Regions from separate parts of the Mus musculus genome. Here regions 1 and 3 are each linked to region 2. Evidence: chromatin loops called from intact Hi-C (ENCODE). Cell type or tissue: heart. All regions are shown on one strand. Region 1 holds the start of Gm40976 (a long non-coding RNA gene). Region 2 holds the start of Ctla2b (cytotoxic T lymphocyte-associated protein 2 beta). Region 3 has its middle 24 kb from the start of Ctsll3.

Evidence for each region. Peaks named below come from ENCODE experiments on the same cell type or tissue, not always from the same donor. Only the 100,000 strongest peaks of a DNase experiment are listed, where the experiment ranks them.
Region 1: it touches region 2 in a loop (11-fold over the local background); 2 of 42 quality-filtered maps call a loop at or near these places.
Region 3: it touches region 2 in a loop (5-fold over the local background); 3 of 42 quality-filtered maps call a loop at or near these places.

Annotation. Positions count from the first base shown.
Region 1 is chr13:60,962,638-60,965,137 of GRCm38, reverse strand. Gm40976 (a long non-coding RNA gene) reads left to right here and starts at 2,210. Exons shown (of 3, transcript XR_873564.1): 1 at 2,210-2,321. In heart, CTCF peaks have their summits at 768 and 967; no DNase peak of the experiment used is centred here.
Region 2 is chr13:60,896,232-60,898,731 of GRCm38, reverse strand. It overlaps Ctla2b (cytotoxic T lymphocyte-associated protein 2 beta), which reads left to right and starts at 1,285. Exons shown (of 5, transcript NM_007797.1): 1 at 1,285-1,397; 2 at 1,987-2,104; 3 at 2,372-2,494. The coding sequence starts at 2,018. In heart, no CTCF peak of the experiment used is centred here; a DNase peak (open chromatin) is centred at 1,211.
Region 3 is chr13:60,825,113-60,827,612 of GRCm38, reverse strand. No RefSeq gene overlaps it. Among named protein-coding and RNA genes, the nearest start is that of Ctsll3, 24 kb to the right of the region's middle. In heart, a CTCF peak has its summit at 1,380 (motif pointing left); a DNase peak (open chromatin) is centred at 1,372.

The DNA of each region.
Region 1 (2,500 bases), 66 kb before region 2:
GACAGAACCCTGAGATAGCTCTCTCTCTCTCTCTCTCTCTCTCTCTCTCTCTCTCTCTCTCTCTCTCTCTCTCTATTTCTCTTGTCAGACTATGCCAGTGCCTAGCAAATACAGAAGTGGATTCTCACAGTCATCTATTAGATGGAGCACAGGGCCATCTAATAATAATGAAGGAGCTAGAGAAAGTACCCAAGATGCTAAAGTGGTCTGCAACCCTATAGGAGGAACAACAATATGAACTAACCAGTACCTCCCAGAGCTGTGTCTCTAGCTGCATATATAGCTGAGGATGGCCTAGTTGGCCATCAATGAGAGGGGAGGCTCTTGCTCTTGCGAAGATTATATGCCCCAGTACAGGGGAAAGCCAGGGCCAGTAAGTAGGTGTGTATGGGTTTGGGAGCAGGGTGAGGGGAGAGTATAGGGGGCTTTGGGGGATAGCATTTGAAACGTAAATGAAGAAATTATCTAATAAAAAATAAAGACAACCATGTGCTCACATTAAATAAGTAAATAAATCTTTTTTAAAAAAGAAATATAATAGCATTTTCTCAAAAGCCACTGCAAAATGTAGATCAAAGGGGACAGAAAGCATGCAGAGGATATATATATATATACATATATCACATATACATGTGTGTGTGTGTGTGTGTGTGTGTGTGTGTGTGTGTGTGTGTGTATCTCTTATAACTGTATAGGAAGTGCGAGAAACCAAAATACCAGGGATAAAAGCACAAAATTGGAGTTGTAAAATGTTTTTTTGAGTCCCTGGAGACAAGAATGCAGACTACATGATCAGGTGATGGTCAGCAGAGCTTGCAGATGTCTGTTGCTGATGTCTGTGTTGGACTAGGGTCTGATGTCATCCAGAGATAATTTTCTTTCTTGCAGATGAGAGCCCTCTACTGGCCACAGCTAGGTTTGCATAGGACTGCGAATTCCCTCACACTTGGAGAATTTCCCAGATTCCCTCTCCCTGGGATGGCTGAGATCTTTTTTCCCAGTGCAGTGAGAGATCCACAGAATGCAAATTAGTACAAGGTCCATGGCTACGGACTTCCAAGGCGTACCACGGAATAAGCACGCCACTAGCAGGGTGCTGCTACAGATATCATGAGCAGCCCTAGCACCTCAGGATACTGTCTACAGCCACTAAGGGTAACAGGAGGCTTCATAGCCACACCTGGCTCAGGCTCAGCACTGAGACACGCTTTTTATTTTATTTTCTCCCTGAGAATGTCCAAACCTAAGGGCATTCTTCTCCTCTTCTCCCCAAATCCTCCAGCCTGTGTCTGTCTAGTCTTCCTGGGTTCTCTAATACAGTGATTCTCAGCCTTCCTAATGCTGCAACACTTTAACACAGGTCCATTTGCTGTGGTGACCCCAAAACATAAGATTATTTTTGTTGTTCTTTTCATAACTGTGAATTTGCTACTGTTATGAATCAAAACGTAATACCTGTGTTTCCCGATGGTCTTATACAACTCCTGTGAAAGGAACATTCACTCCTCAAAGGGGACAATTGCTATTCTCATGGATTGAGAATGACTGCTCTAGAATTTCACTTACCCAGCGACTGTGGCAGGGCAAATTGAGACAGTTTACACAGCAAAGTACCCTGATCTCAGGATCCTAAGAACGTCCACCTTTAAATAATAAATTCTCTCTGAAATGTGAGCTCCCCATCGCTCTCTGGCCTGACAAAACAATTTGAGGTATCACAGTCTTGGAAAAATCTGCAATGGATTCAAGGCTCATGAGGGCACAGGCTGGCTTTGAAGGTACAACTGTGCCCACCCACCTCAACCAGTGAGACTGAGTCTCCACAGATCAAAGGAAATGCTACAGATCTGAATGAGGGAATGATGGAGCTGGAGGTATTGGAGCACATGAGCAGTAGAAACAAGCAGTTCTCATGTTAGGACTGAAGCAAGCAATACATGAGAAAGATGTCTGTGGGTAGCTTTAGCAAACAAAGGTACTGTTCGGGAATACACATGGTGTTATGTCTTGTGAGTATTAACTTTAGTCATGTAAAAGACATTCCTCCTGAGCCTTTTCCTTTCCACAAAGATAATGTGGAAATGCCAGGGCATTCCTTTCATGTCCTGGCTTTTTTTAATGGCAGACTTTTGGTTTATGTTAAAAATTTCTTTTGGCAAAACAGTCCATGATTTTACAATGTTTTTTTTTAATCACGTACTAGGTGAAAACCATTTCGCTGTGATGAATATGCTATGAGATTCATACAGAAATATCACATGAAAAAGCACAAAAGAACTCACAGTGGAGAGAAGCCTTATCAGTGTGAATACTACTTGCAGGTAAGTCAGACAGTTTGAATTCTCCTACCTTAACTGCAGTGCAAAATCACTAACAAGTTAGGCACCATTTAGTACTAGTATCATTTGAGATTTTTAAGCTCTGATTAGATTTATAATAGAAGCTTGATCAGTGAATTGGTTTAGAATTATTTATATTGTTATTAATTATCTTGTTTCTT
Region 2 (2,500 bases):
TTTCTGATTTCTATCTTGACCCAATTTTATTCACTGGAAATTTTTTCGTTTCCATGTGTTTATAAGCTTTCTGTTGCTTTTGATATCCAGCGTTACTCCACAGTGCTCAGAAAGGATGGAGGTGTTATTTCAATTTTTTGTACATCAGTTGAGAATTCCTTTGTGTCCAAGTATATGATAGGTTTTGAATAATGTTCCATGGGTAACTTAAAGAATGTAGCAGAAAATGTGAACCAAAGACTACCACAACTTGACCACAAATGTGAAGAGATTTCTTTCATTTGAATTGTAATGTAGAACTAAGCTGAATTGCTACTATCTGTGTATATCAATTCTCTGCTTAGATTTTTATCCAGTTTGACTTGGGGGAGCATATGCATTTTTTTAGAAAAGTATTATCTATCCATCCAATTCTTTCTGTAATACACATTCAATAATCTTCAAATCTCAATTATATGACAGACAAGAATTTGGTACAACTCTGGAGAACATCAGAGGAAAATGGCCATGCATCTACTGATTTACCTTTTATATGTTATAGCAAAATGGAAACAAACTTCTGATCACATGTAGAAATTTGTATCCTCTGTATTTGCGCAGCCCAAGGCCACTGTAGTCTTTTCTGACTTTTGTTAAGTCTGCTTTTTAATCATAGGCCCAACTATGCTTGTGAGAGTAATAGAGAAATCCACACAGCAATTAACTCATGTTCAGTCAAACCCTGCAGTTGTCCCATCAAACCCTGCAGGCCATAGAGCTTTGTATGCATCAGGCATTTGTTGTTGCGTTCAGACAACTCTAGCATTTTTCACAAACACTGTGAATTCCTGAGTTGAGACACTGACATTCCAGGTAAGTGATGAGTGTTTCAGACTACTCTGTCTATGAGTGGTTGTTTCACCTTCTCTGAAAGTGCTTCTGTCTGTCTTGGGCTGCGTTTCTAACAAGACAGACACAGACAGGTACGCACTGCTTGATGCTCTCTCTACAGATGCAGAATCTGATGTAGGACTGTGAGACACTGTAGCTCTCCCCACTGACTTCATCTTGCCATAATTGTGTTCTCTAACAATTGTTAACTCTAGAGAACCAGACATCCTGTGAGTCTTGGCATTGTCAGAGAAGTCTCATGCTTCCTGTATGACTCAGCCTAGTCCTTGCGTCTGGTCAGTCTCTAGATGTTTTCCTGTCTGTAGTTGTGAAGCTGGCTTGTGACGTCTGCTCTGTGGGCCAGGCCGAGGCTTCAGGAAAGAACTAGCAGTGCTCCAGGAAGGAAAAGGTGGAGCCACAGGCTGCTCTCCTCATGCACCACTAGCCTCCTCTGTCAGTTGCTCTTCAGAGGCCCTGGACAACAAAGTTCTGGTTTCTATCTGTGAACAGAAGCTGCAGCACTTCAGGTGAGAGCAGAGAAAAGCAAGGTACACAGGCCCCCTACCTGCTAACTCATTTTCAACAAACTTCCTCACAGCTCTACTCTGGTTACCTGAGACATCTCCTATTTCGTAGGTTTTATTCACTGTTTTGTTTTTGCTTTGTTTTCTTGTTTGTCTGTCTCTTAATTTTTTTTTTTTTTTTTTTTTGGTTTTTTTCGAGACAGGGTTTCTCTGTGTAGCCCTGGCTGTCCTGGCACTCACTTTGTAGACCAGGCTGGCCTCGAACTCAGAAATCCGCCTGCCTCTGCCTCCCGAGTGCTGGGATTAAAGGCGTGCGCCACCACGCCCGGCTTCTTAATTTTTTATGATGATAATAGGATTACATTTTTTTCTCCTCCTTTTTCTGCCTCACATTCTCAGACATGCCTTTTCTGATACTTTTTAAATTCTGTTCTCTTTTTTTACTCATTGTTATTACATACATACATGCACATACATATATATTGCTAAATAGAGCTTAGACAGTATGTATAACATTACTTGCATTTACCTTTTGGGTCTGACCATAGTATTGGACAACAACTCATTGTCTATGTTTTGGGAACCCAAATAGTGCTGTCTTCCTGCTCATCCTCTGCTTGGGAATGATGTCAGCTGCTCCATCCCCTGATCCAAGTTTGGATAATGAGTGGAAAGAATGGAAGACAACATTTGCAAAAGCCTACAGTCTGGTTGGTAAAATGGGCACAGTCTAGAGGGATCTCAGAAAGAAGGACTCTTGCTGTTGGGAGTCTGTGGGCATAAATATGGCCATAAAGACAAGCCATCACTAAGGACTTGCCTAAAGACATGCATTATGAACCCATACTGGGTAAGGAGAATGGCTGACAACAGTGTCATGAGACCACATGCTTTGGCTCTTCTTTCTCTACATACCATTTCCTCAGCTTGTGTGTGGTGTTAAGATGAGAAATGCTATCTGTTGTACTCATTTTCAGGATGAAGAAAGACACAGAAGACTCATGTGGGAGGAGAATAAGAAGAAAATTGAGGCACACAATGCAGACTATGAGCGGGGCAAGACCAGCTTCTACATGGGCCTGAATCAATTTAGTGACTTGGTGAGT
Region 3 (2,500 bases), 71 kb after region 2:
CAGTCAGTACTTAGATATAGAGGCCAGCAATCTTAATCCTACAGAGGGTAAACACAAAAGTTTCAAGGTGTGATTATAATCTCAAAAAAAAAAAAAACAACTATATAGAGATGTTAAAGTTAGGGAAAATGTGAAAAAAAAAGGAGGAAAAAGACACCTGAGGCCATTGAGAAATATGCTGTCATGGTTAGGAGATATTTATATGGAATTTATATGTGCACACATGTACACACATACATACACACATACACATTAGTGCTATCAATAGTTCACTCATGAGTCTTACAACGTATCACTAAGGATAAGAAGGAGCCATCATAGACAGACTTTATGCAGCAGCCCAGTGACTATACTTTCTTTATATTTTCCTTGAAACAAAATTTTGCATATAAGGTCCATACAGGGCTGAGTCGAATAGGACCAAACATCTGGCTCTTTGCAGAAAGGATTTCTAGCCCCTAGTGAGCATGGTGTGCACTACAGTAAATTAGCATGATACGAGATTCAGTTTTGGGTGTGGGCCCATTATCATCCCACCAACAAGGAGGCACCTCTGGTGAGATGAAGGACCTGATACCTGAAGGTCAGGAAGCAGCCACTCAGAGGGAGGACTCCGGAAGGCAGAGGAAGAATTGCAAAAGGAAGGCAGATGAGCATGTGCACTGGGCCTGAGGAAGTGACAGTTACCCTTGTCCATGAAAGGGAAAAGCAGAATAGTAACTGTGCCAGGACCAGAGCTTGGGCATGGAGGTGCAGGTGCTGAGTGCTGTGGGTCGTAGTCAGGGAGGCAAGCACAACTCACAGGCTAGTGAAAGAGTCTGTTTGGTCAAGGCAGTCAAATATGAGGCTTGCCTTAGGTCTAGATCTCTCTCAGACCCCCTCCAGCTTCAGTGTTAGGGTCCAGAAGAGAAGAAGAGAGCCCTACTATCAGGAGTTACCGACAGCCAGACAGAATGTGCTGGGCTTTGCTAGGGCTGTGAAGGATTTATCTTCTACTCTGAGAACCTTCTGCAGAAAACAAATGGGAGCTGACAGTCCAGGTTCTATTGGTTCTAAAGCAAGTGATTAAAGCTCTCCAACAAGTAAGCACATCACCCTTCATAGCAGCCTTGGAGCTCTAGCTTACAATTCTTCTGCATCCCTTGGTGTTGGGAGCTGTGTTCTCTTTTTCTCTATATCTATGTCCAATCTTGTGAACCCTCCAGCCTTATATGTATACCGATCTCACCCAAAAACCTAGAGGACACACACTGAGAAGGTTGCTGACAAAATCTGTGTAGCAGTTACTCCATCTCATAATCCCCCTAAGGGTGTTTGACAAGCTTCTGCCTGATCAGCCAGAGGAAGAGAACTAGGGCCACCTTGTGGCAGGCCTCCTCTTGAAGCTGTCTGGTAGATTTTGCTGAACAGGAAGCATGGGTGGATTCTGTGCTACACTCCACAAAAGTCGACTTTTGACTTAATGAAAACTACTTTCTGAGGAAGAGGCTTCCGGGACCTCTGTTCCCTGCTCTTCCATCTAGTGGTGAAAAATGAAATCAACCACCCACTTGCCACTAATTAAGGGGAAACTGAGGCATGTGCAGTATTGTTAGACTCTCTGGTGTTCTGGGATTGGGGGCAAAACACATGAAACTCAAGAAGGAGAACCAAGTGTGGATACTTCACCCCTCCTTAGAATTGGGAACAAAATACCCATGGAAGGAGTTACAGAGATAAAGATTGGAGCTGAGACGAAAGGATGGACCATCCAGATACTGCTCCACCCAAAAGTCCATCCCATAATCAGCCACCAAACACAGACACTATTGCATATGCCAGCAAGAATTTGCTGAAAGGACCCTGATATAGCTGTCTCTTGTGAGGCTATGCCAGTGCCTGCCTCTGGCAGAAGTGGATGCTCACAGTCATCTATTGGATGGAACACAGGGCCCACAATGGAGGAGCTAGAGAAAGTACCCAAGGAGCTGAAGCCAGGAGAGGCAAGCTAGTAAAGAACATCCCTCCATGGCCTCTGCATCAGCTCCTGTTCCCTGGCCTGTTTGAGTTCCAGTCCTGACTTCCTTTGGTGATGAACAGCAGCATGGAAGTGTAAGCCGAATAAACCCTTTCCTCCCCAACTTGCTTCTTGGTCATGATGTTTGTGCAGGAATAGACACCCTGACTAAGACAAATTGGTACCAGCAGAGTGGGGTATTCCTCTGACAACCTGACCATGTTTTGGGGAGGACTGTGGAAGGACTTTGGAATTTTGGGTTTGAAGATCCATTCGTTGTTAAGAGCTCTGTCAGATGTTGTGTAGGAGCTTGGAAGATAATGTTGAGAACAGTGCAGAAGATGGAGGTCTGGTTTGTGAAATTTCAGAGGGAAAATTAAAGACTCTTTTCAGGGCCATTGCTGTTTTGATTGTGAAGATTCTGTGGTTCTGGTTAGCTGGGGCTGAAGAATCAGCTGTGATTAACAAGACACCAGAACTACTAAAGCAAAAACTTGGCATTAC